Linked DNA regions of Homo sapiens: region 2 is linked to region 1. A link is an interaction called in ENCODE POLR2A ChIA-PET data of the cell type or tissue named here. Cell type or tissue: GM12878. All regions are shown on one strand.

Region 1 (8,000 bases):
TTATCTTGAGGTTTAGGGTTAGAGTATAGTGTTCTAGATAACACAATAACACAATCACATTACAAATTACTCAAATTATTCATTGCTGTTGGTTCTAAATGTTTAGCGGGAATCCCCACCCAACCTCTGTACCCCGCCCCCCAAAAAATGTAGGATAAGAAAGTATGAATGTTGGCTGGGCGCAGTGGCTCACGCCTGTAATTCCAGCACTTTGGGAGGCCGAGGCAGGTGGATCACTTGAGGTCAGGAGTTGGAGACCAGCCTGGCCAACATGGCAAAACCCCATCTCTTCTAAAAATACAAAAATTAGCTAGGTACAGTGGTATCAAATTCTGTAAGTGGTTATAAACATGTGATGGTCTAATAATAATAATTCCAATTGAAATAGCCTGGAACAAGATACTACTGGTGAACAATATAATGTTCAGCTATTTGGGAGGCTAAGGCAGGAGAATTGCTTGAACCTGGGAGGTGGAGGTTGCAGTGAGCCAAGATTGTGTCACTGCACTCCAGCCTGGGCAACAAACAGAGTGACACTCTGTCTCCAAAAAAGAAAAAAAAAAAAGTAAGCATGAATGTCTATGTCTATGCGTCTCACATAAAGCAGCTGTTAACTACACAGAGCAAGGTACTAAATCAATACATATGTACATACTTACATAGATATTTACATGCATACATGCATGCTTGGTAAAATTTTCTTTTGCAAAGCTTACTAGGTCAGCCCCACGTGACTTGTATCAAGAGACCAGGAGTCTAGTTCCAGCAATACCATCACCAGTACGGAGCTGTTTGCGCCTGGGCTGCTTGCCCAAGCTGCTGGAGCCACACCTAGGAAACATGGAAAATCTACCCCCTGCCTAAAGCTTCCATTCCAGAACTTACTACCCCAAAGTAAAGTATTTGTTCAGGTTGTCTATCTTTTAGGCTAGACTTTAAGGGCAACAGCCATATTTTATTCATTTTTATATCTCTAATATCTAACGCAATATTTGTTCCAACAACAACAACAAACATATTTTGAATCAATGCTCTCCAGGTTCCTTTCAGCTATAAGATCAATGACTCTAGGATTTTAAGAGTCAACTTCAAAAGAGCCAGCCAACTTGGGAGTGGAACTAAAATGTAAATGACATCATCAACCCCTTTAACTTCCTTTTGACAATTTCTATTTCTCTAAACACATGACTGGATGAATGCTATTTTCAAAACACTAACATTTGCAGAATTACCACTAAGCACTTTATAAATGCAGTATATATAAATTTTACACTTTTTTTTTTTCCAAATCACTGGCAATATTGACACTGACAAACACTCTCAGACCAAAGCCCCCTTACATGACAGCAGCATTTTGGTTTGAAACAATCAGAATCAATCTGATTACCTAGATGCCTTCCTTCTCACACTAAAGCGATGTGACAACTCAACATGCTGGCCTCAGGGACTTATGTACTCTAAACATCTGTTTAGCAAGAAAGCCACAATTGGTTTTCTTTTTTTCAATTACTCATGCAAGTCAAAAGGCTATGGGGAATAAAATATTTGAGTATTTGTTAGACAATAAGAAGTAATCTTTAATGAGTGCAAACTACATGCCGAGTGCTACTCTAAACGTTCTTCCCCAAAATGATGCACACTATTCTTCACATTTTACAGTTACTGTATTACTATTAGAAAGGATTCTACTGACTCCCCTCCCATTGTCCAAATAATTATTAAATTTTATATTCATCATTCTAATCTATTTAGAAAGAGTTATAATATCAAATATTCAAGAAAGAAGCCTCTTAACCAATCCTGAGCATATCAGAAGAGCCTACTAACTAGAATACCCCAGAACATCAAAGTTAGGAGATACCAACTGATGGTGAAGCTTTAGAATGAGTTACTTCATGAGACTATAACACAGTCATCATCTCTGAGAGTCTTTGATAAACAGAAAACAGAACAATGGAGGTAACCTCTTCAAGTTCCTCTTATTTCTGAGATTGCGGAATCTGCAGATTAATATCAAGATCATCTCTAGACCATATACCATATACTCACATGCAAAACTACCAAAAAAGGGGTAAGGAGGAAAATATGCATTTTTTCTAAGTATCTAGATTACTGACTGCCAACCATTTCAAGCATGAGGTCTTCTTTCCAACAAACAATGCTATAGTCCTCCAGGTGACAGTAGTTATATTTTTACTATCTGTTGATTTAGCAAACATATCAATAATAAAAATACAGGCAATACTTTTAAATGCACCTGTTATTTCATCAGTCACAATAGCATCTATATTCATTAATTTAAAATACAGTTGTACTCAAGTATATAAAAAGACTAAAATATCATCACCAAGTTAGAGCTCCAGAATATAAGGATAGCTTTGTCATCAGAAAAATCTATGCTTACAATTCATTATACAGACATGTTAAACCAAAACACTGATAAAAATTCCATACCCAGACTAGGCAACATGGTGAAACACCATCTCTACCAAAAAAGATTTAAAAAATTAGTCAGGTGTGGTGCTGCACACCTGTAGTCCCAGCTACTTGGGAGGCTAAGATGGGAGGATCACTTGAGCTCAGGAGGCAGAAACTGCAGTGAGCCAAGATCATGCCACTGCACTCCAGCCTGGGTAACAAAGCAAGATTCTGTTTGAAAAAAAAAAACAAAAACAAAAAACCATACCATTATTTGCAAAATACTCAAAAAGTTATGATTAAAATAATTTCCAAAACTATGTAAACAATGTCTGAGAAGCTAACTTGTATTTAACTGTGAACTACCAGAAGCATTGCCATTAAAGTCGCGTTTTTACCAATGATAGTATTTGATACTTCACTAGAGTCCTGGACAATGTAATAAAATTACAAAAAATTTAAAAGATGCATAAAAATTGTAAAGAAACAAAATCATTTTATTTGCAGCTGATATGATAATCTAATTAGACAAATCCCCCCAAAATCAACTGAATCGATAAGAATAAGAATTCAGTAAAGTGGCATATTCAAATTCAACTTACAAAAATTGATAACTTTAATACACTTTCAAATGTACAACAAATAAATGAACAAAAAAGTACATATACAGAGATAAGGCAAATGTGGCAAGACATTAACTGCTATGAATTCGACTGAAGGAAACACAGATTATTATTATTAATATTAATCTTTCCACTTTTCCTTAAGAACATCATACTACCTCGAGTCTAAGGCTCTATACAACATAGTAAGTACATTCAAGACACTTCCTTCATCTTCAAACCTCACATTGCCCAGTAACACACTAGTAATTTATTGATCCTATTTCACCTCCAAATAAATCCCAAAGACATTTAAACTTATTTTCTGCTCCAGACTCTTCACTTCCGCTTCTTCATTAATCTTTTTTTTTAACCTTAGTTTCTCTATTCCAGCCTTTTACCAGATCAAGGATAAAACTAGGGCCCCTAGAACAAGTGCCTAGAGCCATTTAATCCAATATATGACTTCTGCTACCTAAGGTGCTGAGCAAGCGCATATAAAATAAAAGGAGCAAATAACAGCTCATCTTTTGCACGAATATTACATATAGTACAGTTCCCCAAAATGATGCACACTAGCCTTCCATATCTCCCTGTGCTCACTTTATAACAGCACTAGCTTAATAGAACACTTGTCTTGGGCTTTATGGACCAAGCACGTTTATCTCCATCATCTTGCTGATTTTGTTTAACTTGCTTTGTGAGCAGGGAAAGGCTCTTTTAATCATAGTGATGAAATCTCATGATTCCAATCCAGGATGCTGGCAGAAATAACTCAATTTGTATCCTGAAATTTGCTAGCTTAGAAAAAAATTCCAGCTCAGAAATCAAATATCCAACCAAAAGGATTAAAGATTTCTTCTCCTGTAAACTGGATATTGGTGAGAGAAAAACATATAAATACCATGTCCATATTGTATCCTCCGGTTTGTGCCAACTGGTCAGATGAGGCATTGTGGTTTTCTATTTTAAATAGAAACAAAAAAAGATAACAAAATAATGACTTTTTATTTTTTTTTTGAGACGGAGTCTCACTCTGTTGCCAGGCTGGAGTGCAGTGGCGGATCTCAGCTCACTGCAACCTCTGACTTCCTAGTTCAAGGGGTTCTCCTGCCTCAGCCTCCCGAGTAGCTGGGATTACAGGCACGTGCCACCATGCCCAGCTAATTTTTGCATTTTTAGTAGAGACGGAGTTTCACCGTGTTGGCCAGGATGGTCTCGATCTCCTGACCTCGTGATTCGTCCGCCTTGGCCTCCCAAAGTGATGGGATTACAGGCGTGAGCCACTGAAAATCATGATTTTAACTGAAGAATTTTCTTTCCTGTTTAGATTCCTCAAGTATACATTCTAAAAACATACTATAACTTTAGGTTCGTAATGTTTATTGCAAGTATAATTCTATAATAATGTATTAATTACTTAGTATTATACTTTCCCACTAGGCAGTAAACTCTACAAGAGCAGGAACTTGCCCATCTTGTTCTGCACAGAAGTCTGACTACCTAGCGAGAAGACAATCTACATCTCACGAGAAACTGAATGAAAGTAGATCAAACTGAAGCTAACAAAGGTAACTTTCTAAAATGGGTATTTAACATGTAGATAATTTTTTCCTTAGAAGTATTTCAGGATAAACATACAAATGAATATCACAACCCTGAATTAGGTTCTTCTCAAATGCTCAGATTTTTTAATGAGCAAGAAGCACAACATCAAATAATATGCTATGTCATGAAATCATGTATGTTAATCAGAAAAGTGAAAAAAGAGGTTCCACGATAACCAAATAAAATGGAAACAAACTAATAACAGCAAAAAAAGTTCATTATGGTGAAGTCATGTGATACAATATTATGCAGTCATTTGAAACTGATGTTTATAGGGAATTTTAATGACACCGAAAAATACTAGTAATAGATAATATTAAGGGGAGCATCCCAAAAGATATACTGTATGATGCCAACTGTGCTTTAAAATTCATGTGTAGTTATATATTCATATGTATATGTGTGTAAATGTGCATGTATATATAGTCTAGATACATATGTAGGTATATGCATATATATCCATATGTATACATATAAATGAAAGATATCAAATTGTTAATAGTAGTTATTTCTGGATGGTACAGTTATGAGTGACTATAACTTCTGTATGTGGATCTTCCAAATTTTCTGAAACAAACATATAGTGTATGTTTTCTTGTAAATATACCTATAGACTATATACTGTTTTTCATACCATAGTTTCCACAGCATAAACCTTGGTATCAATCCAATTATTTGCAGAGTCATCAGGCAAATGAGTGAATCAAATGTAATAATCCCAAATATCTTGAGTTGGCATCACAATTGACAGATTAAAGTAAATAAACACAGAGTGGGCATGTTTTATATGTTGCTGAGAGTTATGGGCAATGCGAGCCTGAAAGCTATTAGCTTTCAAATATGACAGACTATTTGAAATGGAGAAGGGAAAGATAACCTACGTTTCTGATACTAACAAGTTGTAGCTCACATTTCCACATGGAGAAGGATCAAATGTACGTTCCCTTTCTGTTATCCTATTTGTCATATTCTTTATTGAAAAAAATAATGACCTTAAGTAAAAGATACGTTATGTACCAAGATGTTCATCCTATTTATTCTGGAAAAGGGCTGAAAGCCACCATATAACAGAGCTTGGCAGATTTATCTCTAGGGTTCTCTTGTCAATTTCTGTTTTGTGGGGGAAGGGGTTTGCTATGATTGAGAAAGGAAAATTAATGTTTTCTTTTCTCTCCAAATATATCCTAGCTTAAGCAGTACACAGCCCCCAACAGAGCATCCCCCTATCCCACCTCCACTTTGGTTTCAGTCAAGACATGGAATCAATTCTGCCCTTACCTAGGGCTATGGACTCAGAACTCCCCCACACCATCTCCACAGGGCCTCAGAATATTTCTATTAGTCTTTTGCCCCTTAAGACTCACAGGTACCTATTTATGTTTTTTTTGTCATATCCTAAAATTTTAGTTAATTTATAATTAATGGTGTTTTCTTATAATAATTTTCCATGGCTTATAATACATTTCTATACTGCTTCTCTTATTTGTATCCTTGGTAAACTTTATCTTCTAACTTGACTAGAAAAAAATCCCACTCTTCTTTTAAACAAACCACAAATTGACAGTCAGGACATCTCAATGTTTAAAGAACAGCAAATAAAATTTGGCTATATATGCCACAAAATATCCCTACACACACACAGACACACACACACACATGAACAGCATATTGGGAAATATTTATAATAATTTTATACCTTGTCTACTGCAAATCTTTATAATGAACACCATATACTATGGACATGTGTTATATTTTCCCCAAAACAGATGTAAATTAAAGCAGCTGCTCAGAAAGTCTTCCGATCTTGAAGAAAATTATAGCTGTGAAGTGTAAAGGCAAATACTCCAATTACAGGAACTACACAGCTTTGCAATAATGACAATCAAATTATTTTAAAAACTGTGATGAGAATCCCCGCCCAACCCCAAGAAATTACTTTCTGAGCATTTGCTACAAGTCTCCAAAAGATAGCATTTCCTAACCATTTTAGCCTGCATTTTTAAAGCACAGGAATGATTGTTTTATCAATTAAAATTTCTAGTTTACAGATGGTTACCTAGTCTTAATCTGGTGAAATTAGAACCTCAGACTTCATTTTAAGACAAGAAAAGAAAGTAAATTGTGGTAACAAGGTACACTGGGAACAGTAAGAATTTGTTTTCAGACAAAACTGAGGCTCAATTCCTAGTTTGGCCATTTACTAGGTACATGATACAAGGCAAGAGACTCCAACTCTCCAAGTCTCAGCCTCTTTCATAACAAAAAATTAAATAGTGCTATCTGCCTCATAAGATAGTTTTAATTCCTGAAAGAGATGACTGATGGAACACACCAGACACAGAGTAGATACTCAATGTATGTTAGCTCTTGTACCCTTCTTCACAAATACTACAAAATTTTCCAAACTGACCAAATAACTTTACACACATAAGGTTCGGACACTATTGTAACAGTTTCATGTACTATTGGAGGTATATTTAGAACATTAATTTTTTAAATGATGTTTAAGAAAGTTAAAATGTATTAATAAAAACCCTCAGATATTCCATCATGCTCTACAAAGCTATCTCTAGGTGGCCCTCTAAGTGGCTTACTTTGGGTGGTTCCAGTAAGATGCATTTCATTATTTAGATGTCTCCTTGTTGAGTAAATATAAGGTGAAGTAAAAGAATCAATACATTCATCATCTGCCTGTATACATATGCCGTGGTCTTGATTCCGTAAGAAGACATGTCTTTATTCATCTAAAGCCATGTACAAATGGAAGTAGAATTTCCAAAGACTGCTTTTAAAATTAAAGGCATGTTTCACAAGTTAGCAAAAGCCGTGCAGCCTCTTAGATCTCTGTATTGGCTAACCACACACCACGACATGCTATCCTCAGTTGGAAAGTCCCCCCACACAGTATGTAAACTCATTTTGAAACTGGAGAGAACAGTTCCTCCTATAACTCATCTGGGCAAGTTTATATAAAAGAATAATTTTTCAGAAAGCCACAGAGGTTCTCTCCCAAGATTGCTGAAGTATAATTATGGACAAGTGTAAATATGGAAAGAGAAGCTGACTAAAAGTAAAAAGCACAGTGAATAAGCGTTTATAAAGATTTATATAAAAAGAAACAAAAACAAATAAAAACTTCAGCCCACCTAATAAAGTAATTTTAGTAATACCCATTCATGTACCACCCTCCCCACCACCTCCCTTCCCGAGAAACAAAAAAAATGGTTAGACTGCATGTTAACATGTAAAGATACCTGTATCTATTTATATTTTATCTATATATTATATTTAATTAGGGTGAAATAATAAAATGCACTAATTATATAGTATTTACATACATACACTATGTATACACACACATAGTAAAGGCAA
Region 2 (8,000 bases), 280 kb before region 1:
TCCCAGCACTTTGGGAGGCCGAGGTGGGCGGATCACCTGAGGTTAGGAGTTCGAGACCAGCCTGACCAACATGGAGATACCCTGTCTCTACTAAAAATACCAAAAATTAGCCAGGCTTGGTGGCGCATGCCTGTAATCCCAGCTCTTCGGGAGGCTGAGGCAGGAGAATCACTAGAACCCAGGAGGCGGAGGTTGCAGTGAGCTGAGATCGCGCCATTGCACTCCAGCCTGGGCAACAAGAGCGAAACTCCGTCTCAAAAAAACAAAAACAAAAAACAAACAAACAAAAATACAAAATCATAGCAAAAGTCTTGGCCCATAGCAAGCATCTGATAAATGTTAGTTATTATTAATATTGTAATTCTCTAGTGTTTCTTTGAGCTTGAATAGCCCACAAATCTCTGAGTGTTGTTTGACTCAAACCAGGAGCTACCTAGGTGAAGAAGTTAAGTGAAACCAGCATGGGTAGCCAGAGTTGTCATTTGAGTGTCTGGAATGAAAAGGGCCTCATCAGTGCTTGCTTACGTAATTCATCAATTGAGAGGAGAAAATATATAAAATAGAACTACACAAGAGGAAATAAACATTCAACAGTAAATTAGTACTGGAGGAGTTCCCTATTTCACCTGTTAAAAGACCAATTTTCCCTGCGGAATGAAATAAGGGAAAGCCCTTATCAGTTGGCAACTGACACCAAAACACTACTTAGGTAAGTGGCGTGGGATGAAGGTGTGGAGGTAAACCCTCACTTCTTCCCCACTGTATTGAGGGTCATCTTTCTGGCCTGGTGCTGAGTGGGTGGGATTTAGTTGCCTGCTGTGGCTTCAAGGACTGTTTCTGGAGTCTTCTAGGTTTAAGGCCAGCAGTGTTGCGTGACAGCAGAAGCAGCTTCCAGCGATTTCTTGGCTTCCAGCTAATTCTCTGTTTGCACTTTTGTTATGGCTACTAGTTTAAAACTCCTCCTTTGTTTATTTGTTTGTCAGTAGGTATGTGAGATGAAGTCAGCCCTCAGCCAGGCTCTGCCCTGGAGGGCTCTGCAAGGAAAGGGGTCACTTTACTTCTTTTGGCCCACTGGGTGGTAAGTCTGAACTGAGGCCTTTCTTTATTCCATCTCAAACAAGCAAACAAAAAAAGAAACCTACAAATAAGGAACTTTTCAGAGCAGCAAAGACAGGAAGAATTGGCCTTCCCATCTTTGCTGCTCTGAAAATGGCTCAGTTGAAAAATCTGGGCCGTTGAAAAGAAAACAAAAGCCCTGAGTTAATTGCAGAATAGGACAGGTCTGCACCCCCTTCCCAGTGCAGGTGACCTTGGATGAGACTGGTACCAGCTCAAACCTCTTCCTTTGTGTGCTCAGCCAGCCTTTGAGATGTGTCCCCACCAACAGGTGTCAGAATGAATAACCCTTAAGAGGCAGGTCTACCAAAGGGAAACCCTGGAAGTCCAGAAGATTTGCTTTCTCAATGTTAACTACAGTGTTTTAAAGAGCCTTGAAGGTCTGATAAAAACCCACTATCACTCCCTGTGGCTTGTCAAATTTCTACTCTCATGAGATAAGAGGGTCTAATGAAGAGAACAAGGGCTTTGGACTCCACAGAGCTTTGGTTCCGTCTCTCCATGTACTAGTTTAGGTGAGCTACGGCCCATGATTTAACTTCTCTTAGGCTCTCATTCATTACCTGGAAATACTGGAAATAATACTAATGTATTAAAAATAATAATAAGTGTATTACAAGGCTGCTGTGAAAAATGAATCTGAGCTAATAGATGACAAGTACTCAGCAGAGTGGTCCAGGATAACCCTTGATCAAAGTTACACATTGATCACCAGCTGGTAAACTGCATACAGTAAACTGGCCCTTTCAGACTGGCCCTTCACCTACGATGGCCCTCAACTTGCAAAAAATTCTTGGTTGGGACTTCACATGGGGCCTTCCAGAAAGGAAGCAAAAGTAGCAGCCTATTAGCATACAGTGGGCCAATTTCTGTGGTTAAGTAAATAAGTTACTAAAAGCATAATACCTGCCTGGGAGCTTTCTGGTAGCTGTTTGGAATTGAAGGAGTAATATAATAATTGTCATAGGAATAAATATCCTAATTCAGGCAAATAAGTGAAACCTCTCAAGTTTTATTATTCACTTCCAAAAAACTTGATGTACCTGAAACTTTAAATATACAAAACCAAGAAGTAGAATCCAAAGGCTAGAATTTCCCCTGACCTTTGTTATGGTAAATCTCATACTTCAGATGCTAAGCATATCAGATTCCAATATACAACAAGTTGAAAAATGAGACATAAAACAAATATGATTTGGGGTGGGGATTATTTCTCTCAAAGACAAAATTGCTAAGGAATAATGGTGTGATACTCTGCCTCAAAGAGTTAAAGACTACTTCATGGAGAGATGTAGTAACCAGTTTTTATTTCACCATTCACAATGTCACTCATTGAGTCATTTATAAACAAAAGTGTTTATTCTGTTTTATGTACTGTGTGAGATGTTGGGGATACAAAGCTGAATTAGACACAGCATTGAACGTGGCCTCAGCCCTCCAGGAGCCATCACAGCTAACAAGCCCACGTGCTGCAGTGGGACAGTGGCCATCCGGATACACTGTGGCCAGAGCTGAGGGGAGGGGAGCTCCCCTCTCACCAAGGGCATCAGGAAAGGCTTGATCATGCACAAAAGAGCTTTTGAGTTGGCGCTTAAAGAAGGAACAGAGTTTGCTGTAAAGAAAAGAGAAAAAAAAATTAAAAATCCAAGCAGAGAGAACAGAATGAAGGTATAAAGGTACAATAGGTGGTCCAGGTATAACAATGGTAGATGAAGCATAGTGTGTGTGTGTGTGTGTGTGTGTGCATGCACACACACCAAGTGGGATACAGGGCTGAGAATATGGGTAGCCAGAATCCACTGTGAGAAGTTTAGAACAAACGAAAAAAGAGGAAGACACAAGTGTAAAATGTAAGAGGAAGATGAGTTCAACAAAGGCAGGAATTTCTTTCAAGACACAAATACCTGGAACATGAGGAGAGGGAGTATCTCAGAATGCAGATCATTCCTTGATGAACCCCAGGACCAGATAAACTGTGGTAGATTGTGGTAAATTGGTAATAAATTGTGCTGTGTACCTGCTTGGCCTTCTTTAGTCCTCTACCTACAGCTGTACGCAATTTTTTTTTCTTTTTTGAGATGGAGTCTTGCTCTGTTACCCAGGCTGGAGTGCAGTGGCACGATCTTGGCTCACTGCAACATCTGCCTCCCGGATTCAAGCGATTCTCCTGCCTCAGCCTCCTGAGTAGCTGGGATTATAGGCGTATGCCACCACCATGCCCAGCTAATTTTTCTATTTTTAGTAGAGACGGGGTTTCACCATGTTGGCCAGGATGGTCTTGATCTCCTGACCTCGTGATCTGCCCACCTCGGCTTCCCAAAGTGCTGGGATTACAGGCATGAGCCACCGTGCCCGGCCCTGTATTATAATCTTATGGGACCATGTAATATGTGTGATCTGTCGTTGACTGAAACTTCATTATGTGGCACATGACTGTATTCGATCACAGAGGCAAAAAACTTGCCATTAAATTGAATCTACTTCCTCTTGTGAGATTAATCCCTTATGCTTTCAGCTAAAATGGAATATCTGGTAGAGATGGGGTTTCACCATGTTGGCCAGGATGGTCTTGATCTCCTGACCTCTTGATCCACCCGCCTTGGTCTCCCAAAGTGCTGGGATTACAGGCGTGAGCCACCATGCCTGGCTCTCAGTGCAAACTTTTGAAGGTAGGGTAGAAATTTAATAGCAAGCAGAAACAAAAATATTAAAAAAAAAAATGTGCACCTAAAGGGGCACCCTAGTAACTCCAGTGGTTTTGCCTGGGTGATGATGTGAGATGTTATGGAATAAGTACACACCTTTTTTTTTTCCACTTTGGTTTAATTATTAAAAGGATGTTTTTTGTTGTATTCTTGATTTCAACAGGCATACATGTTGTGGTTCAAAATATGGAGATGGAGGCTTAAAGAAGGAAATGAAACTTTCTCTGTATATTTTATACATAAAACATAGGAGATGCTCTTTTAAATTAGCTTTCTACTTTTGCTTTTGTGCTTCCAAATGGTTTCTCATTGAAGAGATCAGAAAGAAAAGATTCTTTTATATTTTGTTGTAGTTCTTATATGTTTTTAGTTTTCATATCTAACTCTTAAGTCCATACTGAATTTGTTTTTAATGAATGGATCACCTGAGGTCGGGAGTTTGAGACCAGCCTGACCAACATGGAGAAACCCCATCTCTACCAAAAATACAAAATTAGCCGGGCGTAGTGGCACAAGCCTGTAATCCCAGCTAGTCAAGAGGCTGAGGCAGGAGAATCGCTTGAACCCAGGAGGTGGAGGTTGCAGTGAGCCAAGGTCACACCATTGCACTCCAGCCTGGGCAACAAGAGCAAAACTCTGTCTCAAAAAAAAAAAAAAAAAAAAGGTCTTACATAAGGTAAACTCACGGCACATTTATGAGCCTTGGGCCTATTTTTCCCTTTAAGCTAATCATTTATCCTTCCCCTTATCGTAAGTTTTGTCCATTTCCTGTTTTTGAGTTATGAACAGTCGGGCCTGTGTTTCCTGGGTGGTTTTCCTGCAATCATAATAAAGTATGATTGTTAAAGCCATTCCTCCTGTTCCTGTTATTTCTGTCCCCCAGTTGGCTAACAGAGCCTAGGACTTTTGCCCCACTGGCTACCTCCTCAAGTCTGCTTGTGTTGCCAGCAGTTTAGAAACGAGAACGTGGTCTGTGGAAAGTGCCCCCCATTTGGATCCCTCTGGAGGTTTTTAGCAACAGCTGGACCTCTCTGACACATTCCGATGCAGGATCTCCTGAGGACCTTGCAAACTGAGGATGGGGTGGGACTATCCCAAAACATATCACCCACCCACTCCCATCCCTTGAGCAATGACAGGGCTTCATTCATTCTTAAGCAAACGGTGTGCTCCAGGATACAGGGATGAATGAGATAGAGTCCCTGCCCCAAGGTTCTCATTCGCCCTTCTAGAATGCTTCAGAGGATCTGCCTACTTGAGCAACCTCATGAGGTGACATCATGGGAATCTGCACAATCTCATTCCATTTACTCACTAAATATTTGTTGAGCTCCTACTGTTTGCCAAGAACTGTGCTGGGTGCTGGAATACCAGGTCTCAAGGAGCTTGTTGCTGAATGGAGGATAAATAGGCGGTGACAGTGAGATAAAAGCCCAAGTAGGTGAAAGTGTTAGACCTTAGATGTTAGGAGTTTCTGGGTTATTCAGTCCAGCCTGCCAGGGGCTTATCAGCTGCATTAACAACAGCATTTCTTTTACATTCAAAGTAATAGCAAAGTCAGTGGTAATCTAGTGCACCTGAGATTCTTCAGCGTCACTCTAAACTCCCTTCAGACCCAACTTTTAGAGGTACAGAGGAAATCAGCTGGGGCAAATGAATGAATGGTTCAGAGATTTAAAAGAAGTAAGGGACGAGTAAATAATTGGGTCCACTTACCCAGGAACTGTGACTGGCTGCTTGGTTTCCTAGCAGTCAAAGCCAACAGCCACAGCCTGGGATGGGATAACACAAGCCAGGCACCAAAATAAATTTTTTCCCTTTTATCTCAGTGACCCAAATCCATGGGCCCCACTGATGTTTGTTTTGACTTCTTGGCTCTGAAGCCTAGGGCAGTTCTTGTGTGGTAGGCTGTTTGGTTGACAAATCTTTTAATGGACAAATTAGCAAGCTCCTTATGTGCTCACATATTAGCAGACCGCCTTCAGCCATGCACAAAACACTGGAGAGTAGGCTGTCCCCCTCACCCCAAACTGCAACCAATCCTTGATTATTCTACAGATAAAGCTTGGAATAACCTCAGATCCCTCTAGTCAGTTGATGGGAAAAAAAATGCTGTGTTAAGGATTGTCCATTTTTATTTTAAGGAAGGGAAAGGAAAAATACAGGAGGGTAAAATAGAAGTTATGGATGTAGCTGCTTTTTAGCAACCTTCCAAGCACATTTTCTGGAGGAAATTCAAAATTAAAATGAGATTTTAAGATTTCTTTTGCAATTTTATGGCCCCTGCCTTTTTTTGTTCTGGGCCACAGCATGATGAGTAATGAAGAGTTGGTTTTAGAACAGATCTTTGCTTCTCGCCAACCCCTTTTTTTGAGATATTTTCTTCAACCCCTTTTTTCCCATCAACTGACTTCAATGCTGGCTGCATGGCCTCCTTTGTAGCTCTAACACCCCAACCTCATTCCCCAAAGAAATAAGTTCTCTTGTGTCTGATAGTTCACACATTTTAACCACATAGTATTGTCCTTCTAACATAGGGGTTGAGGTGAGGTAGGGGATGATGCCTGTCTATGACTCCATCCTGTTGCTATCTGACGCCTCTTCCTCAACTCCAATCTGCCAGGCAGATTAAAGTACAGGGTTGCACACTATTACATTGTCAAAGATAATTCAAATCTCGTCCTTGAAGCTTTTCTACCTTCCCTTCAATTCATCACCACTTACAGTAACTATTGACTCTGCTCAAGGCTGAACGTGAGCTTCTGGGAAAGGGAAAATACCAAAGACGAATGTTTCCAAGCAACAGAGAGATCCAGATACATTTAGTGCTTCCCGAGACTCAATTTATTTATATGTAAAATGGGATAATCCCCCACTTCTAACACTGTTGTAAAGATTGGAGATAACATAAGGGCATTCTACTGAGCTTTAGAAGTGGAGGCACTCAACAGTTAGTAGCCATTTGCATTATCATTGTCACACACATCAATTTCTACTTTTAAAGTTGTGGCCCAAGCATCTCTGATCCAGCAAGAAGAAGGTCCAAGCAACTGCTCTGTGTCTTCTTATAATTGGTGACACAAGTAAAAGAAACAGAGAGAAGGGGGTTAGGGGGAACCCTCTAGTGGAGAAGTGAGTGAAAATTACCCCAACTCCCATTTCTTTTTTTATTTTTGTGATGGAGTCTTGCACTGTCGCCCAGGCTGGAGTACAGTGGCGTGATCTTGGCTCACTGCAACCTCCACCTCCCGGGTTCAAGCAATTCTCCTGACTCAGCCTCCCGAGTAGCTGGGATTACCGGCGTCCACCACCACACTCGACTAATATTTTGTATTTTTTAGTAGAGACCGGATTTCACCATGTTGGCCAGGCTGGTCTTGAACTCCTGACCTGGTGATCCGCCCCCCTCAGCCTCCCAAAGTGTTGGGATTGCAGGCATGAGATATTGCACCCACCACCCTCCCCCATTTCTATTCTACCTGGCTGCCTTAAAAAAAATCATATTTCATATTCCTTTCTTAGCTCCACCACTTTTCTCCCTCTGTCTTCTCACTCTGTTCTCTGCTCTGCTCCCTAAGTTGTCACAAGAACAATTTGTTATCTAGGTCCCCAGTGAAAAGAGCCCTGAGTCAGTCACCTGCACAGGAAGCCGTCTGAGCACCACAGCACAGGAGGACGGGCAGGCCTCATGGGTGAGTGTGCACACACAAGCCTTCCCAGGATGCCCTTGGCTTGGAATTCCATTTTCCAGAGTCCAATTATACAGACCCAGGGAAGAGGCCAGACCCACCCTCTCCTCACTGACTCCCTTATGAAGAATTCTTGAATAAAACAAAACACATCAGGCAGGGCACGGTGGCTCACGCCTGTAATCCCAGCACTTTGGGAGGCCGAGGTAGGTGGATCACCTGAGGTCAGGAGTTCGAGACCAGTCTGGCTAACATGGTGAAATCCTGTCTCTACTAAAAATACAAAATATTAGCTGGGCGTGGTGGTGGGAGCCTGTAATCCCAGCTACTTAGGAGGCTGAGGCAGGAGAAAAGCTTGAACCCGGGAGGCGGAGGTTGCAGTGGGCCGAGATCACGCCACTGCACTCCAGCCTGGGCGAAAACAGTGAGACTCCCTAGACAACCTCATTCATTCCATATGTGTTTATTAATTACCTACCTTGTGTCAGGG

Evidence for each region. Peaks named below come from ENCODE experiments on the same cell type or tissue, not always from the same donor. Only the 100,000 strongest peaks of a DNase experiment are listed, where the experiment ranks them.
Region 2: POLR2A ChIA-PET joins it to region 1 with 6 read pairs; 2 of 35 experiments call an interaction of 5 or more read pairs at or near these places.

The regions. Positions count from the first base shown.
Region 1 is chr6:12,051,511-12,059,510 of GRCh38, reverse strand. All of the region lies in intron 2 of HIVEP1 (HIVEP zinc finger 1), which reads right to left. Among named protein-coding and RNA genes, the nearest start is that of HIVEP1, 43 kb to the right of the region's middle. RefSeq lists enhancers at 7,236-7,315, 7,336-7,385, 7,416-7,685. In GM12878, a CTCF peak has its summit at 7,214; a DNase peak (open chromatin) is centred at 7,480; H3K4me3 peaks cover 1,515 bases; H3K27ac peaks cover 2,929 bases.
Region 2 is chr6:12,329,261-12,337,260 of GRCh38, reverse strand. No RefSeq gene overlaps it. Among named protein-coding and RNA genes, the nearest start is that of EDN1, 43 kb to the right of the region's middle. In GM12878, a CTCF peak has its summit at 1,371; DNase peaks (open chromatin) are centred at 491, 1,412 and 1,936; H3K4me3 peaks cover 229 bases; H3K27ac peaks cover 1,469 bases.